Regions from separate parts of the Homo sapiens genome. Here region 2 is linked to region 1. A link is a contact called in ENCODE Hi-C or POLR2A ChIA-PET data. All regions are on one chromosome and are shown on one strand. Each heading gives the region's core, a stretch centred on a gene start or an enhancer-like site at or near the end of the contact. The rest is flanking DNA. Distances are from core to core; before and after follow the strand shown.

Region 1 (7,705 bases), core at 3,778-6,277:
ACGCCTGTAATCCCAGCACTTTGGGAGGCTGAAGTGGGTGGATTACCTGATGTCAGGAGGTCGAGACCAGCCTGGCCAATATGGTGAAACCCTATCTCTACTAAAAATACAAAAATTAGCTGGGCGTGGTGGCGTATGCCTGTAATCCCAGCTATTTGGGAGTCTGAGGCAGGAGAATTGCTTGAGCCCAGGAGATGGAGGCTGCAGTGAGCTAAGATAGTGCCACTGCACTCCAGCCTGGCCCACAGAGTGAGACTCTGTCTCAAAAAAAAAAAAAAAAAAAAAAGGCCGGGCGCGGTGGCTCATGCCTGTAATCCCAGCACTTCGGGAGGCCGAGGCGGGCAGATCACGAGGTCAGGAGATCGAGACCATCCTGGCTAACATGGTGAAACCCTGTCTCTACTAAAAATACAAAAGATTAGCTGGGCGTGGTGGCAGGCGCCTGTAGTCCCAGCTACTCAGGAGGCTGAGGCAGGAGCATGGCGTGAAACTGGGAGGCAGAGGTTGCAGTGAGCCAACATTGCGCCACTGCACTGCAGCCTGGGCGACAGAGCGAGACTCCGTCTCAAAAAAAAAAAAAAAAAAAAAAGACTGGGCACGATGGCTCATTCCTGTAATCCCACTTTGGGAGGCCGAGGTGGGCAGATCACCTGAGGTCAGGAGTTTGAGACCAGCCTGGCCAACATGGTGAAATGTGGTCTCTACTAAAAATACAAAAATTGGCCAGGCATGGTGGCTCATGCCTGTAATTCCAGCACTTTGGGAGGCCAAGGCAGGAGGATCACCTGAGGTCGGGAGTTTGACACCAGCCTGACCAACATGGAGAAACCCCGTCCGTACTAAAAATACAAAAAAATTAGCCGAGTGTGGTGGCACATGCCTGTAATCCCAGCTACTTGGGAGGCTGAGGTAGGAGAATCGCTTGAAGCCGGGAGGTGGAGGTTGCGATGAGCTGAGATTGCACCATTGCATTCCAGCCTGGGCAACAAGAACGAAACTCCATCTCAAAAAACAAAAAACAAACAAACAAGAAAACAAAAATTAGCCAGGCATGGTGGTGCACGCCTGTAATCCCAGCTACTCAGGAGGCTGAGGCAGGAGAATTGCTTGAACCTGGGAAGTGGAGGTTACAGTGAGCCAAGATTGAGCCACTACACTCCAGCTGCCTGGGTGACAGAGCAAGACTCCTTTTCAAAAAAAAAAAAAAAAGAAAGAAATAAAGAAAAAAGAAAACAGAATTCAGGGCTGGGCGCAGTGGCTCATGCCTGTAATCCTAGCACTTGGGGAGGCTGAGGCAGGTGGATCACCTGAGGTCAGGAGTTCAAGACCAGCCTGGCCAACATGGCAAAAACTCGTCTCTACTAAAAATACAAAAATTAGCTGGACATGGTGGTGCACACCTGTAATCTCAGCTACTTGGGAGGCTGAGGAAGGAGAATCGCTTGAACCCAGGAGGTGGAGGCTGCAGTGAGCCGAGATCGCTCCATTGCACTCCAGCCTGTGCAACAGGGGTGAGACTCCATCTCACACACACACAAAAATAATAAAAATAAAAAATAATTCAGTTGATAGAGAAGAAATAATTTTTTTTCTGAAAGAAACCAAAGTACTAGGAGAGGAAAAAACCATGAAAGCCTTTTAAATACACACACACACACACCCCCACCATCTTGGATGTTAGCTTTTAAGTAAGCTGACTTTAAGCCATTAAGCGCCTTTAAAAAAAACCTTTTAAATATCATTACCATATTTTAGCTAGAACAAATAACTGATATTTCAAAAGTAACACAAATATCAAACCAAAAAGGGCTTGATTTAGGAACCAAACCCAGGCTGTCCTGGTGAAAAAAAGTGGGCAGAACCTTAGCTATGGAACTGCAGTTTGGGGCAACAGCATTCCTCTTTCAGTTTGGCTTGGTTAGCAAAAAGGTGGCCTTGTTATGTAAATAAAGCCCCTTAGGTAATCAAAATAAAAAATCTCTCCTTATTTTTTTCTTTTTGCTGGCTGTTTTTCTCTCTCTTTTTTTTTTTTGAGACGGAATCTCGCTGCGTCGCCCAGGCTGGAGTGCGATCTCGGCTCACTGCAACCTCTGCCTCCCGGGTTCTGAGTGATTCTCCTGCCTCAGCCTCCTGAGTAGCTGGGATTACAGATGCCCACCACCATGCCCAGCTAATTTTGTATTTTTAGTAGAGATGGGGTTTCACCATGTTGGCCAGGCTGGTCTCGAACTTCTGACCTCAGGTGATCCACCCAACTCGGCCTCCCAAAGTGTTGGAATTACAGGCGTGAGCCACCTTGCCCAGGCTTTTTTCTTTTTCTGTTGTGGGAATTTAGCCAATTCAGAGGCCTTGTTCCCCAAACTTTGGAACTTTCCTTCAGATTTGATCAAGTCAGATATAATTCATCAACCTCAATGGGAAAAAGAATGAAACAACAAAAACAGAAACAAACAACAACAAAAAACAGTTAAGCAAAAAAAAAAAAAGTGATCGCACAATTTGTTTATTTATTTTATTTATTTTATTTTTTTTTGAGACGGAGTCTCGCCCTGTCGCCCAGGCTGGAGTGCAGGGGCTTGATCTAGGCTCACTGCAAGCTCCGCCTCCCGGGTTCATGCCATTCTCCTGCCTCAGCCTCCCGAGTAGCTGGGACTACAGGCGCCAGCCACCACGCCCTGTAATTTTTTGTATTTTTAGTAGAGACGGGGTTTCACCGTGTTAGCCAGGATGGTCTGCGATGTCCTGACCTCGTGATCCACCCGCCTTGGCTTCCCAAAGTGCTGGGATTACAGGCGTGAGCCACCATGCCGGGCTTGATCGTACAATTTATATGATTACTGAGCACTCTAATGGTAAGGAAAATTAAGACCAGCTGGTTGTTAACCTTAACTTCAGCCAAGAAAATCCCCAATTCGGCTACTTACCTAAGAACAGGTCTTAGGCTAAAGACTGCTCTCTACCATCCCAGAAGTAGGGAAAACTCAAACTTTCCTTCTCTGTTGGAAGCGAGCTCAAACTCCAGAAAGGAGTTACCTGCCTTCCATCGTCAGGGAAGCAGGAAAACCTGCCTTCCTTGTTGGAAACAAGTAAAACTCCAGAAAAAGGAGTTGTACAGTAAAATAAACTTTAGATGTTAACCAAATTTGGGAAGATCAGGAATTTTGTGGAGGGGGGCTCCCAGGCCTTAGCAAATTGTCCTGTAGATTTGAGCCATAAAGATAGCTCAAGCTGGTACCAAGCACCGATAGGAGATCTGTCAAAGGTCAGGGGCACCTCCACTCAGAATCCTTTCGTGGTTGCCAAACTGTCAACCCGAAATACCTGAGACAGGTCTCAGTCAACTTAGAAAATTTATTTTGCTAAGGTTAAGGACACACCCATGACACAGCCTCAGGAGGTCCTGACAACATGTGCCCAAGTGGCCTGGGCACAGCATGGTTTTATACATTTTAGGGAGACAAAATACATCAATCAATACATGTAAGATTTACATTGGTTTGATCTGGAAGGACAAGACAACTCGAAGTGGGAAACTTCCAGGTCATTGGTAGATTTAAACATATTCTGATTGGCAATTGGTTGAAATAATTATTATCAGTAGAAAGGGATATCTCGGTTAAGATAAGGGGTTATGGAGACCAAGGTTTTACCATGCAGATGAAGCCTCCAGGTAGCAGGTTTCAGAGAAAATAGATCGTAAATGTTTCTTATCAGACTTAAGGTTTTTGTTGATGTTAATGCTGGAGGGTATAATGAGGCATGTCCAACCCCCACTTCCCATCATGGCCTGAACCACTCTTTCAGGTTAAATTTGAGTGCCCTGGCCAAGCAGGGAGTCTATTCAGATGGTTGCTGGTGGCCTTCAAATTTTATTTTATATATATATATATTTTTTGAGACGGAGTCTCCCTCTGTTGCCCAGGCTGGAGTGCAGCGGCAACATCTAGGCTCACTGCAATCTCTGCCTCCGGAGTTCGAACAATTCTCCTCCCTCAGCCTCCCGAGTAGCTGGGTTTACAGGCGCGTGCCACCACGCCCGGCTAATTTTTGTATTTTTAGTAGACATGGGGTTTCACCATGTTGGCCAGGCTGGTCTCATACTCCTGACCTCAGGTGATCCACCCACCTCGGCCTCCCAAAGTGGCAAAGTGCTGAGATTACAGGCGTGAGCCACTGAGCCCGGCCTCTCCTTCTTTTAAAGACTGGGTTTCTAACAGCTTCTGAGGCCTTAAGGATCCTGACAGGGCCGGGCTGCACCACACTCCCTCGTGTTACAAATGGGGAAACCGGGGCACAGAGCAGAGGCGTTTTTCCTGAGATCACACAGCCAATCAGGGCGAGAACTGAGAATCGAACCTTGATCTCTCCACTCCATGATTGTGATTCCGAGTAACTCATGTTATTTTAAATCGACACTTGTCTTAAGAACGTTCGGACGGCGAACCACTGAGAGTTCCCGAGGGGCGAATACTCAGCTCTCAATAGGTTCCTGCGGGGAAAATCTGGCTGCGCCGGCGCGCGCGGGTGCTTTAACGCAATCTGGTTACAGCAACCCACGTGTCCTCCGCTTCCGGGATCCTTAAGGCCGTCGCTTCGGGTGGTAAAACCCGGCCCGCCCTCTTGTTGCCCAGGCTGGAATGCAATGGTGCAATCTCATGTTGGGAAGTGTAGCTCCACCTTCCTCCAGACATAGGGGCGTGGGCGGCTTGGAACTGCATTTCCCAGGAGGCTGCGCTCGCCGTTAGAGTAGCCGGACGACGGGCTGGTGGGGTGAACCCTTCATCCTGGGTCTTTTAATTTCTCAGGCGGAACGAGTGGCGGCGGACAGAGGCTTTTGGCTGCGCTGTCTGTGGGTTGTCTGGGCTTGGGGAACTGGGCACGGAGACCGTGGCGCCGGCCGCCGGTCATACAGCTCTGCTTCCAGTCGTCGGGCAAAAAGCTGAGGCGCTTCTCCTTTAATTGCGGTGGGCGGGGCGTGCCGACGCGGCCCGCGTTGCTATTGGTGGCCGTTGGGGGCGCGGAAACTGAACGGGCCGCAACGGCCACCGCAGCTGCCTTCGGCGCCGCCAGCCCCGCCATGGCTGCGCCCTGCGCGGTAAGCCCAGCCGAGAGCAACTCCCCAGGCCTCAGTCTCCCCGCTGGGACACTGGGCGCCTAATGGCCAGAGCGATGGCTGCGAGGGGCGGGCGGGGCGCCAGGTTCCAGGGTGGTCCTCTTCAGGTCCAGTTTACTGTCTGCGCAGGGGGCGCTGGGTCGGGCACTTTCTGAGCGCCTCCTGCGTGCCAGGCCCTGCGCTGGGTTTCTGGAGCGAACAAACAGGCCTCTGCCTCCATAGTTTGCATCCTAGCGAGGGACACACGACCAAGTCCCGACTCATGTGTGACCTGGGGCCGGTATCGGGCCTCTCTAGCCATTCTCCACGTCCTTAGCAGTGGGTGGCTGCGTGGGGTCTTGTTGAGGGTACACCCTGCTCCAGCAGGTAGGTACAGCAGGACGCTGGGATGCCCGGGCCTGCAGTGTGAGCGGGGCGGAGCCGCCCTCTCTGAGTTCACATTCCTCCAGAAGTCCTCATTTCGAGAGATTCCTTTGAACGGGCAAGGCCCTCTGGCTGATTGGAGAGTCAGGGAGGCTGGGTGGTAGCCTGTGATGCCCTGAGGCACTTGAGGACATGGACGGAGATTCCAGGCTAGGATACAGACCTTTTGACTCCTAATCTGGTACTCTACCTCCCTTCCTGTCCCCTCATGTATAAACCACTGTTGAGGGAGATGAGGCCCACATGCAGGGAACTACAGAGGGGAGGCGGTGTTGAGAGATACCATGGGACCTACTGGTCAGGGGTGGACCTGAACTTGCCTCTGCCCACTGAGCCTAGGGGCGGACACTCTCTTACGCATGTTCTTTCAAGAAGCTTAGGTGAGAGCAGAAGGCTCTGTTGGGGACCCTCCCCCAGCTGCTCCTCCCTCTGTTGTTGAAAGGAGACTCTGACAGGTGCGTTAGGGGTGGAGCTGGGCACAAGGCCATAGGGCCTTTGTTCTGGTTACTGCTCTGTAGGGTGGCAGTGGCTTTGCTGTGCCCCAAGGACATCCTTTCCCAGGAGGAGCCTTTGGGCTTCCTGGAGCACCCAAAATGCTTCTTTGAGGTTTCTGATACTTAGAGTAGGGGGAGATGTTTGGATGGCTGAATTATAACCCTTCAAGTGTTAAGACACAAGCTGCTATTGGATGGAGAGAGTCTCCGGAGTATTCTCTCTGGTGTTTTAACTTTATTAAGTTATTCATACACCACAGAATTCACCTTTTAAAGTGTACATTTCAGTAGTTTTTAGTACATTCACAGTGTTGTGCAACTGTAATCACTAATTCCAGAATATTTTCATCATCCCAAAAAGAAACTCCATACTCAATAACAGTCATACCATTTCTTCTCTTTCCCCATTTTCTCCCAACCCTTGGCAAACTAATATATTAATACTTTCTGTCTCTATAGATTTGACTATTCTGAACTTTTCATATGAATGGAATCAGACAAAATGTGGCCTTTGGTGTTTGACTTCTTTCACTTAGCATGTTTTCAAGGTTCATCCATGTTGCAGCAAGCATCAGCACTTCAGTCGGTTTTATGGCTGAATAATATTCTGTTGTATGAATATGCTACATTTGGTTTATTCAGTCATGTGTTGATGGATCATTTGGGTTCAATCACTTGTTGGCTATTAAGGAAAATGCTGCTCTGAACATTTGTGTACAAGTTTTTGTGTAAACCATGTTTTCAACTCTTTGGGGTATTTACCTAGAATTGCTGGGTCATTTGCTAACCACGTTTAACTACTTTATTTTTTATTTTATTTATTTATATTTATTTTATTTATTTATTTTTTGATTAGGAGTCTCACTCTGTCGTCCAGGCTGGAGTGCACTGGTGCAATCTCGGCTCACTACAACCTCCTCCTCCTGGGTTCAAGCGATTCTCCTGCCTTAGCCTCCCAAATAGCTGGGACTATAGGCGCCCACCACCACGCCTAGCTAATTTTTGTATTTTTAGTAGAGAGGGGTTTTCACCATGTTGGCCAGGCTGATCTTGAACTCTTGACCTCAGGTAATCTGCCCGCCTTGGCCTCCTAAAGTGCTGGGATTACAGGCGTGAGCCACTGTGCCCGGCTAACTACTTTTTTTTAGTCAGGGTCTTGCTCTGTTGCCCAGGCTGGAGTGCAGTGATGTGATCACAGCTCACTGCAACCTTGAACTCCTGTGCTCAAGCAGTCCTCCCACCTCACCCTCCTGAGTAGCTGAGAATACAGGCATGAGCCACTACGTGTGGCTAATTCTTTAATTTTTTTGTAGGGTCAGGGTCTTGCTGTGTTGCCCAGGTTGGTCTTGAACCCCTGGCTTAAAGTGATCCTCCTGCCTCAGCCTCCCAAAATGTGGGGATTACAGGTGTGAGCCACTTCACCTGACCTATGTTTAACTTTTTGAGGAACTGCCAAATTACTTTCTATAGTATCTGTGTTTTTTGTTTGTTCGTTTGTTTGTTTGTTTTTAAAGATTTTTTTTTTTTTCTGGGTGTCTTGCATTTTCATGTGAATCTTGGGAGCAGCTTGTCAGTTTCTGCAAAAAAGACACCTGGGATTTTGATAGGAATTATGTGGAATCGGTAGATCAATCTGAGGAGTATCGTAGTATTGTATCTTAACAATAGTAAGTCT
Region 2 (7,705 bases), core at 2,730-5,229, 130 kb after region 1:
TGGTGCAGCGCCATGTGGCTTCCTACCCGTCCAATGCTCGGGAGGCTGAGGGTGGGGTCAGGACCCTGTGCCTGCTCCCTCGGACCAGAGCAGACCAAAGCCACTTCCAGACCTCAGTTTCCCCATCTGTAAAGTCTGTAAATGAGTGAGACAGAACCATAATAGAGGCCCTGCCATGGCACAGAATATAAAGAGGAACCACACTCCATGCCGACTGCAGGTCCCGAGTAAGCTGTGCACAGAGGGCCTTAGGGTTTACTCCAAGATATGGCAACCAGATGTCTGTGGCCAGCAGGCATGGGGGCAGGATGTCAGATCCCAGGTCTAGGTGGCTTGAGAGCGGGGCCGTGAGCTGCCTTTGAGTGACCCCAGGTTATCTCCTCCAGACAGCTCCTTCCACCAGCTCTGCCCTCTGGCTACCGCTTATCTCCCTGATAGATGGTCCCACTGTCCCGGCAGAGGAAGAGCTGCCTGTGTCCTTCAGAGCCCTGCCTGCCTGCACAGGGCACAGCTGGGTGCAGCCTTGGGCTGAGGCACGTCAGCACGGCCGCTGAAGATCCCGGGCCACTGACCCAAAGGTCTTGCCAGGTGGGGACAGAGGCTTGGCCCCAGGGAAGCTGGCCAGCTGCATCATATTCCTGGTTAGGGCCCTTAGGGACTTTGGTCTGATGGGGAGACTCAGTCCTGCCTTGAGTCTGAGGGGAAGGGGAGGCCTCGTTCCTCCCAGAGCACCCCCATCCCCTGCACACCCCCACCCAGCACACACACATCATGCAGCCTGGGTCATCGAGACACACTGAGCTGTGCCCTGGCAGCAGGGAGGGGCTGCTTTGAGCCGTGACTCGTACATGACCTCAGCAGGAGCTGGTTGTAGGCTGCATCCCATGGGCTGGTGGCGGAGGGGTGCCCTGCGGAAGGGGAAGGCATGAGCAGGGCAGGCTGCCAGCCTGTCTCCATGGGTCCTTCTGCCCAGACCTGCTATCGCAGCTGCTTGAATGCTGGCCGCAGATGGCGTGGGCGACGGCCCAGGCCCCCAGCAGAGGGACAGGAGGTTCTAGGGCCCCAGGCTGGCCCAAGCCTCTCAGGGCCCTGCGGGACAGGATCAGTCTGTACTGCATTGTAGATGGCAGCTATGCCCAGAGATCGCACCTTCCATGGGAGAAAATGTGTTCCCTTCCCTTTGGTCAGGTCCATTGAGCCTCCTGGCTTCAGCCTGATGGGCAAAGGCAGGGTCTATCTGTCCACAACCTCAGTGCCACCCCGGCACAGAGTTGGCACTGAAGAAATGGCTGTCGATGCCTGGGCGCGGTGGCTCACGCCTGTAATCCCAGCACTTTGGGAGGCCGAGGCAGGCAGATCACGAGGTCAGGAGATCGAGACCGTCCTGGCTAACTAACATGGTGAAACCCCATCTCTACTAAAAATACAAAAAATTAGCTGGGTGTGGTGGCTGGCCCCTGTAGTGCCAGATACTCGGGAGGCTGAGGCAGGAGAATGGCATGAACCCGGGAGGCGGAGCTTGCAGTGAGCTGCGATCACACCACTGCACTCCAGCCTGGGCGACAGAGCGAGACTCCATCTCAAAAAAGAAAAGAAAGAAAGAAAGAAAGAAAGAGAGAGAGAGAGAGAGAGAGAAAGAAAGAAAGAAAGAAAGAAAGAAAGAGAAAGAAAGAAAGAAAGAGAGAGAAAGAGAGAGAGAGAGAGAGAGAGAGAAAGAGAGAGAGAGAGAGAGGGAGAAAGAAAGAGAGAAAGAAAGAAAGAGAAATGGCTGTCAATGAGTGAACCTTGGCTACACCTGCTTTGATACTTTCAAACACATTTAAATTCTTACATTCGAATGTGTTTCATTGAAAAAATTTCCTCACTCGTTCGGCGCCCAGGTGGCTCCCAACACATGGTCAGTGTTACTACTGCTGTGGTTAGCTTCCCGGCTGCCTGGGAACCAGCCACTGCCAGTGACATTGGGGCTGGCTCAGGGATGGTTACATTTTATGATTGAGAGTAGCCATCTTTGTGACATCCTCAGCATGAGGGTATGGACGTGCATTTTCTTTCTTTCTTTTTTTTTTTTTGGAAATGGAGTCCCACTCTGTCACCCAGGCTGGAGTGCAGTGGTGCCATCTTGGCTCACTGCAATCTCCGCCTCCTGGGTTCAAGCAATTCTCCTGCCTCAGCCTCCTGAGTAGCTGGGACTACAGGTGCACGCCGCCACGCCCGGCTAATTTTTTGTATTTTAGTAGAGACAGGATTTCACCATGTTGCCCAGGATGGTCTCGAACTCCTGAGCTCAGGCATTCCACCCGCCTCGGCCTCCCAAAGTGCTGGGATTACAGGCATGAGCCACCGTACCCAGCCTCGACGTGCATTTTCAATGCTATTGGCCTGATATCCTGACCTTAAATTTCTACTAGCGGAAACACTGGTTTTTATATTTATTTATTTATTTATTTTTGTCATTTCAAACAAATTTATTTCCTTGCTTCATGAGAAAGAGCATTCTAAAAGCAGTGTAGCCAGCATACAATCACAATGCTGCAGAACATTGAATAAGCTTTTAAAAAATCACAGGGCAGAGAATGGGATGGTAAATTGTTAAAATCTGGAAAGAGACTCCAACAAAGTAGGAATCCAATTTGGTTCCCACAGTGGGGTAATCAGCTTAGGAAGTCCATTCATGATGTTAACTACAACAATGGAATGGAAACATTTCAGTTGATACTAGATAGGTTTTTATATTTATTTACTCCACACTGGACACACACACACACATATATATATATATATATATATATATATATATATATATATATATATATTTTTTTTTTTTTTTTTTTTTTTGAAATGGAGTCTCACTCTGTCGCCCAAGCTGGAGTGCAGTAGTGCATCTCAACTCACTGCAGCTTCCGCCTCTGGGGTTCAAGTCACTCTCCCACCTCATTCTCCCAAGAAGCCGGGATTACAGGTGCGCACCACCATGCCCGACTACTTTTTGTGAGTTTGGTAGAGACAGGGTTTCACCACGTTGGCCAGGCTGGTCTCGAAATCCTGACGTCAGGTGATCCACCCACCTCAGCCTCCCAAAGTGCTGGGATTACAGGTGTGAGTCACCGTGCCTGGCTTGAACATATATTGATTAAGCATCTGCTCCAGGGCTCATCCAGGGGGTGAGGTGATGGGATAGAGCAGTGACCAAGAGAACACAGCCTGCTTTTTGTAGTGGGTGCAGACACCAATCGAATAAGCATACAGTTAAGGTTCTCACTGCAGATTCCATGAGGAGCAGAGCAAGGGGCTACAGGAGCAGATGCCATGACAGCTGTCATAGTCTGGGGGCTGAGCAAGCTGCCCTGGGAGAGGGCTGGGATCTGAAGAGTAAGTAGGAGTTAGCAGGTGAAAAGGACAGAGAACATATTCCAGGCAGAGAGAAAAACCTGGGCAAGGGCCAGATGGCTAGAGGGACCATGAAAACCCGAGAGCATTTGGGGCAGCTGGAGTGGAGGGAGGGAGTCGAGTTCCAGGGAGGAGGCTGGAGTGTGGGTGGGATCAGGGGCACACAGGGCCTCATAGGTCCAGCACTGGGGAGCCGTGACAGGCCATGCAGAAGGAGCAGGAGGTCAGGGGTGATTTTGAGAGGTCCTTCTCTGGCTGCTGGGTGGAAGGTGGCTTCGGTAGGATTTTACTCCCAAAAGTCTGGAGTTGATTTTGCTGGTGTGGCCAGGGCTGCAGGTTTTGTACTGTTCCCTGTGGTCTCCCCATGCCTGTCTAGACCCAGGGCTCCTGGTCTAGGAGGGCAGGGTGTGGGTTCATGGCTAATTCATTTCTGAGGGCCTAGTGTCCATCACAGGGCCAGACACGTGGCAGGGGCCGAACAGATGTGTGCTGAGTGAGGGAGGTCACTAATGGGGTGCTCCACTTGTCTGTCAATGCCCATGAAATTGTCTGGCCCTGCCTCTACCCGCTGGCTTGTGTCCTCAACCTGGTCAGTCCAGGCAGGATGTGCAGGCTGACAGGCCAGGCATCCAGGAAACAGACTGTGTGCCTCTCCTCACGCGCACATGTTGGCAGCCAGCTGGGGAGGCTCTAGCCTGGAACCCACCTCAGCCATCTGGGGCCATATTCCCAGGACAGATCAGATGGGCAGCTAGTGTTATGCAGCCTGCAGAAGCCCAGGGCCCTACCCACGGAGTCCACCCTGACCCCAGACTCCATTCAGGCCGAGGCGGGAAAGATGAAAAGTTGGGGGCAGAGGGTGGGTAGAGGTTAGGATGCAGAAAACCTTGGCTGGGAGTTTGAGGGGAGAAGCACCTCACTCAAGAAGGACTGTCCAACAGCTGCAGCTGGGCAAATTTACCAGGCAGTTGGTAAGCAGTGAGCTCTGTGTCTGGAGAGGTATGCAAGTGAGATCAGGAGCTGGAGGATCTCCCAGTTCCTCTCTTCCACCCCGTTAGGAATATTCCCCACTAAGCATCCTCTGTCCTATTTGAGCCCTGAAAGCCATCCCTCTCCTGCCCCGGAGCAATCACTGTGGCTGCCACGGCTATGGGGCCTCCCCTCCCCACCTCACTTGTCTCTTCTGTAACACAGGGGTGGGTGAGCTCAGGGAGGTGTTTTCCTTTTATTTCTGCATGCAGCACCAAACAATAATTGCACTTATTCTCAACATCTAGAATAATTTTCTTCTAAAAGAAAACCACAAAAAGTCCCAAGTCAATTAGCAAAAACATAGGAAGCCACCTTCATTTCAGGTCACGTGAAATAAAACCCGTGTCCCATGTTTTCCTTGAAGTAAATTTAATTATTTCTCCAAAGGCCTGAGGCCATGTGGAAGGGGCCTAAGGGAGGCCAGTGTGAGAGATCCCAAGGAGCCCTCTGTTTGGGTCAGGCAATGGGTCCAGCCCTGCTTCTGCACAGCACCCCCCACCCCCTCACCCCTGCTCAAAGGCCTCCTCCCTGATGAAATGCAATCCTCCCAATGTGGCTGACTGACACTCCTCCCCACCCCCTAATCTGGACAAACCAATGTTTCCACCCACTTCTTGATGCCCACTCCCTCACTCTCTGCTCCTGGGATTTTCGTTCAATGCTCCTTCCTCCTATAATTGTCTTCCCCTCTCTTCCCCTCACCAAGAGCACATTCATTTTTTGGGGTCTCAGTTTATATGCCTCTTCCTCCAGGAAGCCCTCCCTAACCTCACCAGGCATTCCCACAGCCACCTGTGCACCTTCTCATTCTGTCCTGTACCTGGCACAGAGAATGTACCCAGAAAGTGTTTTTTGAATGAATGACTTCCCCCCGGAAAATGACCTCAGAACTCTGGGTTGGCCTTATCTGAACCATGCTGGCTCTAAGTTCGTTGTCAAACCCCAGAAGGGTACAGGCTTCCCCTGAGCCCTGGATGCTGGTCTGGGACCTGGGGATCCCTGAACTGAGGGGCAGGAGGGTGTGTGTGTCCTGAATTCTTTCTGAATGTGGTCCTGTGATCTGGGACTAGACCAACTGAGGGCCCTCTGTGAACAGGAAGCAGGAAGGAGAGCCGGGCCTCTGTTCTCCCACCCAGTCTCCAATTTAGAGGAAACGCAGCCTATAATTTGGAAGGCTAATTTGGTCTGGGGTTAGAAGGGAGCTCTCTGTGTGCCGAATGATGCCACGCTCTCCCAGGGGAGGAAGCATCCCCTCCCTGGGGACCTGGGGCCTCTGCTCTCAGTTCCAGGCCACACTGCTCCAGTGTGCTCCCTCCTGAGGCCTGAGCTGGGGCCCCTAGAGAGTCAGGCAGCCGGTCCTCAGCCAGGGGAGAAGGAGGGAGGGAGAAACCCAGGGCCACACTCCTTGGTCACTGACTGTCCGGTCCACTGACTGACTGGTGCTCCCGGCATCAGGAAGAACTAGTGGAGGGTCTCCAAGGACCAAGTCCACATGGTGAGCATTGCCCCAGGGTGCCCCTGGCCAGCAGGTCATGCCCATTCAGGCAGGAGCTCAGGAGAAATGTGGGCAAAATGGGCATTGTAATGACCTGGTCCAAGAAGCCTCACTCTCTAGCAACCCTGACCCCAATTCCTGCCACTCCCCGAGCTTAGGCACACTGAGTCATTTAAGGTCCTTCCCAGCATGATGGCCGCTGTCATGCTGCTTTTCCTCCTCCCCTGGGAAGTCCTCCATGTCCACCAGGCTGGTCAGGAACTACCTCCAGGCTCCTTGTCTAACAGGTACCTGGTTGCTTCCCCATTGGGATAGGGGCTCTGTGAGAGTGGGTTCCAGTTGTGGTCACCTTGGTGGTCAGAGCCCTGGCCAGGGCCTGGCTCAGCAGAGCTAGTGATGACGGACAGGCAGAGAGGCTGCACCACTCACAGATGTATGGCCTTGGGCAAGGCCTGGCACTTCCCTGGGCCTCAGTTTGCTTGTCTGTGGGCTAGGCACAGAGCAGTAGTTCAGTATTTGATGACTAAGTGAATGAATGCATGCATGCATGAATGAATGAATGAATGAATGAATGAATAAGGAGTTGGACTGGACAGTCTCCAAACCCTGGAGCTCAAATCCTCTACAGTTTCTCTCTCCTCATTTGAGTGCTAGTCTCTCTGCTCAGGCTTGTGTCAGCAAGGACTGGGGAGGGGAGAGGTCCTGGGGTCAGTCAGGGCAGACAGGAGCTGCAGGGAAGCTGAACGCTGGGATAGGGTGTCGGGTGACAGGGTCTGGGGAGAGGCGGGGCAAAAGACTCTTCAGGGTGAGGGGTGAAGGTGCCCATCCCTGGACCTGGTGTTCCAGGACCCCAGCCTGCCTGCGGCAGCGCGCCATCCCCACGACACACCACCCCAACTCACCCACAACCCAGTGGCTTCTCTTGAAACTTCTGCTCGGCTCCAACAGTCTGTCACTGGGGCTGGTGATTCACACACTCCGCTCTTCTTTCCTCTTCCCAACTAATTATAGCTCCTGCGTGTTTTTCCCCCTGGAAAAATGTCTTCTTAAAAAAAATATATCCCCAAGCCAGTGAAAATTAATTGGGTGAGCATCACTGTGTACAATTCAGACTGGCTCCGAAGACAGGCAGGTCCCAGGTTGTGGGGGCGTCTACTGCCCAGCAGAGGAAGGACGGGCGTGGGACGCAGGGTGCACATGGGGACAAGCAGCAGAGGCTCCACCCAGCCCCCATCCGACTGGCCATGGCTCTGGGGATCCTGAAGAATAACCGCCACAGTGATGGTAACGGGGACTCTACTGAGCGCCACAGCATGCTGGGCACAGTGCCAGATGCCTGCCATGTGCATTGACATTTAACCTTCTGATGCCTGCTGAAGCTGGCCTTGGAATTGGTTCCACTCTGTCGAAGAGGAAACTGAGGCTCAGAAACTCATCCAGGGTCACACAGCCATAGTGGGGGCGTTGGGGGTGACCATGAGCCATGTGGTGCTGGGAGTTGGGAGCCAGGGTGGGGGGGCATGGCCAATGGCCTGACCAAGGGGAGGCCCAGCATCATTAGGCTCCCCAAGGGACAAGCAGAGCAGGCACGCGGCCCTCTGTCTCGTCTCTCCCTCGCTTGCCTCCTGGGAATCACAGGAGCTCCCCTGGCACTGGGCCAGAGCTGAGACTACAAGTCCCCTAAGCTCTTCATGGGGCCCAGTGCGTGGCAGTTGGAGCAGATGTCTGAGCAGGCATCCTGGCCAGGCAGGGAGGGTTCCAGAGTCACAATGACAAAGAGGTGGAGAT

Evidence for each region. A loop is a pair of places that touch in the nucleus more often than their neighbours do. ChIA-PET counts read pairs that join two places held with the same protein, here RNA polymerase II (POLR2A). Pooled maps may share reads with other maps.
Region 2: a pooled map shows a loop between it and region 1 (3-fold over the local background). The contact joins the enhancer-like site here to the promoter of POC1A in region 1. A Hi-C loop is called at or near these places in 1 of 37 single-sample maps with no recorded cell type and 3 of 50 pooled maps. POLR2A ChIA-PET finds 5 or more read pairs at or near these places in 6 of 52 experiments (AG04450, GM10248, H1 and 3 more).

The regions. Positions count from the first base shown.
Region 1 is chr3:52,151,745-52,159,449 of GRCh38, reverse strand. It overlaps POC1A (POC1 centriolar protein A), which reads left to right and starts at 5,027. Exons shown (of 11, transcript NM_015426.5): 1 at 5,027-5,095. The coding sequence starts at 5,078. RefSeq lists enhancers at 3,680-4,656, 4,657-5,634.
Region 2 is chr3:52,021,965-52,029,669 of GRCh38, reverse strand. No RefSeq gene overlaps it. Among named protein-coding and RNA genes, the nearest start is that of RPL29, 30 kb to the right of the region's middle. RefSeq lists a silencer at 223-517 and an enhancer at 5,361-5,740. Within about 2 kb of position 3,979, at least 5 of the 41 ENCODE cell types and tissues checked have a DNase peak (open chromatin) inside an H3K27ac peak, as active enhancers do.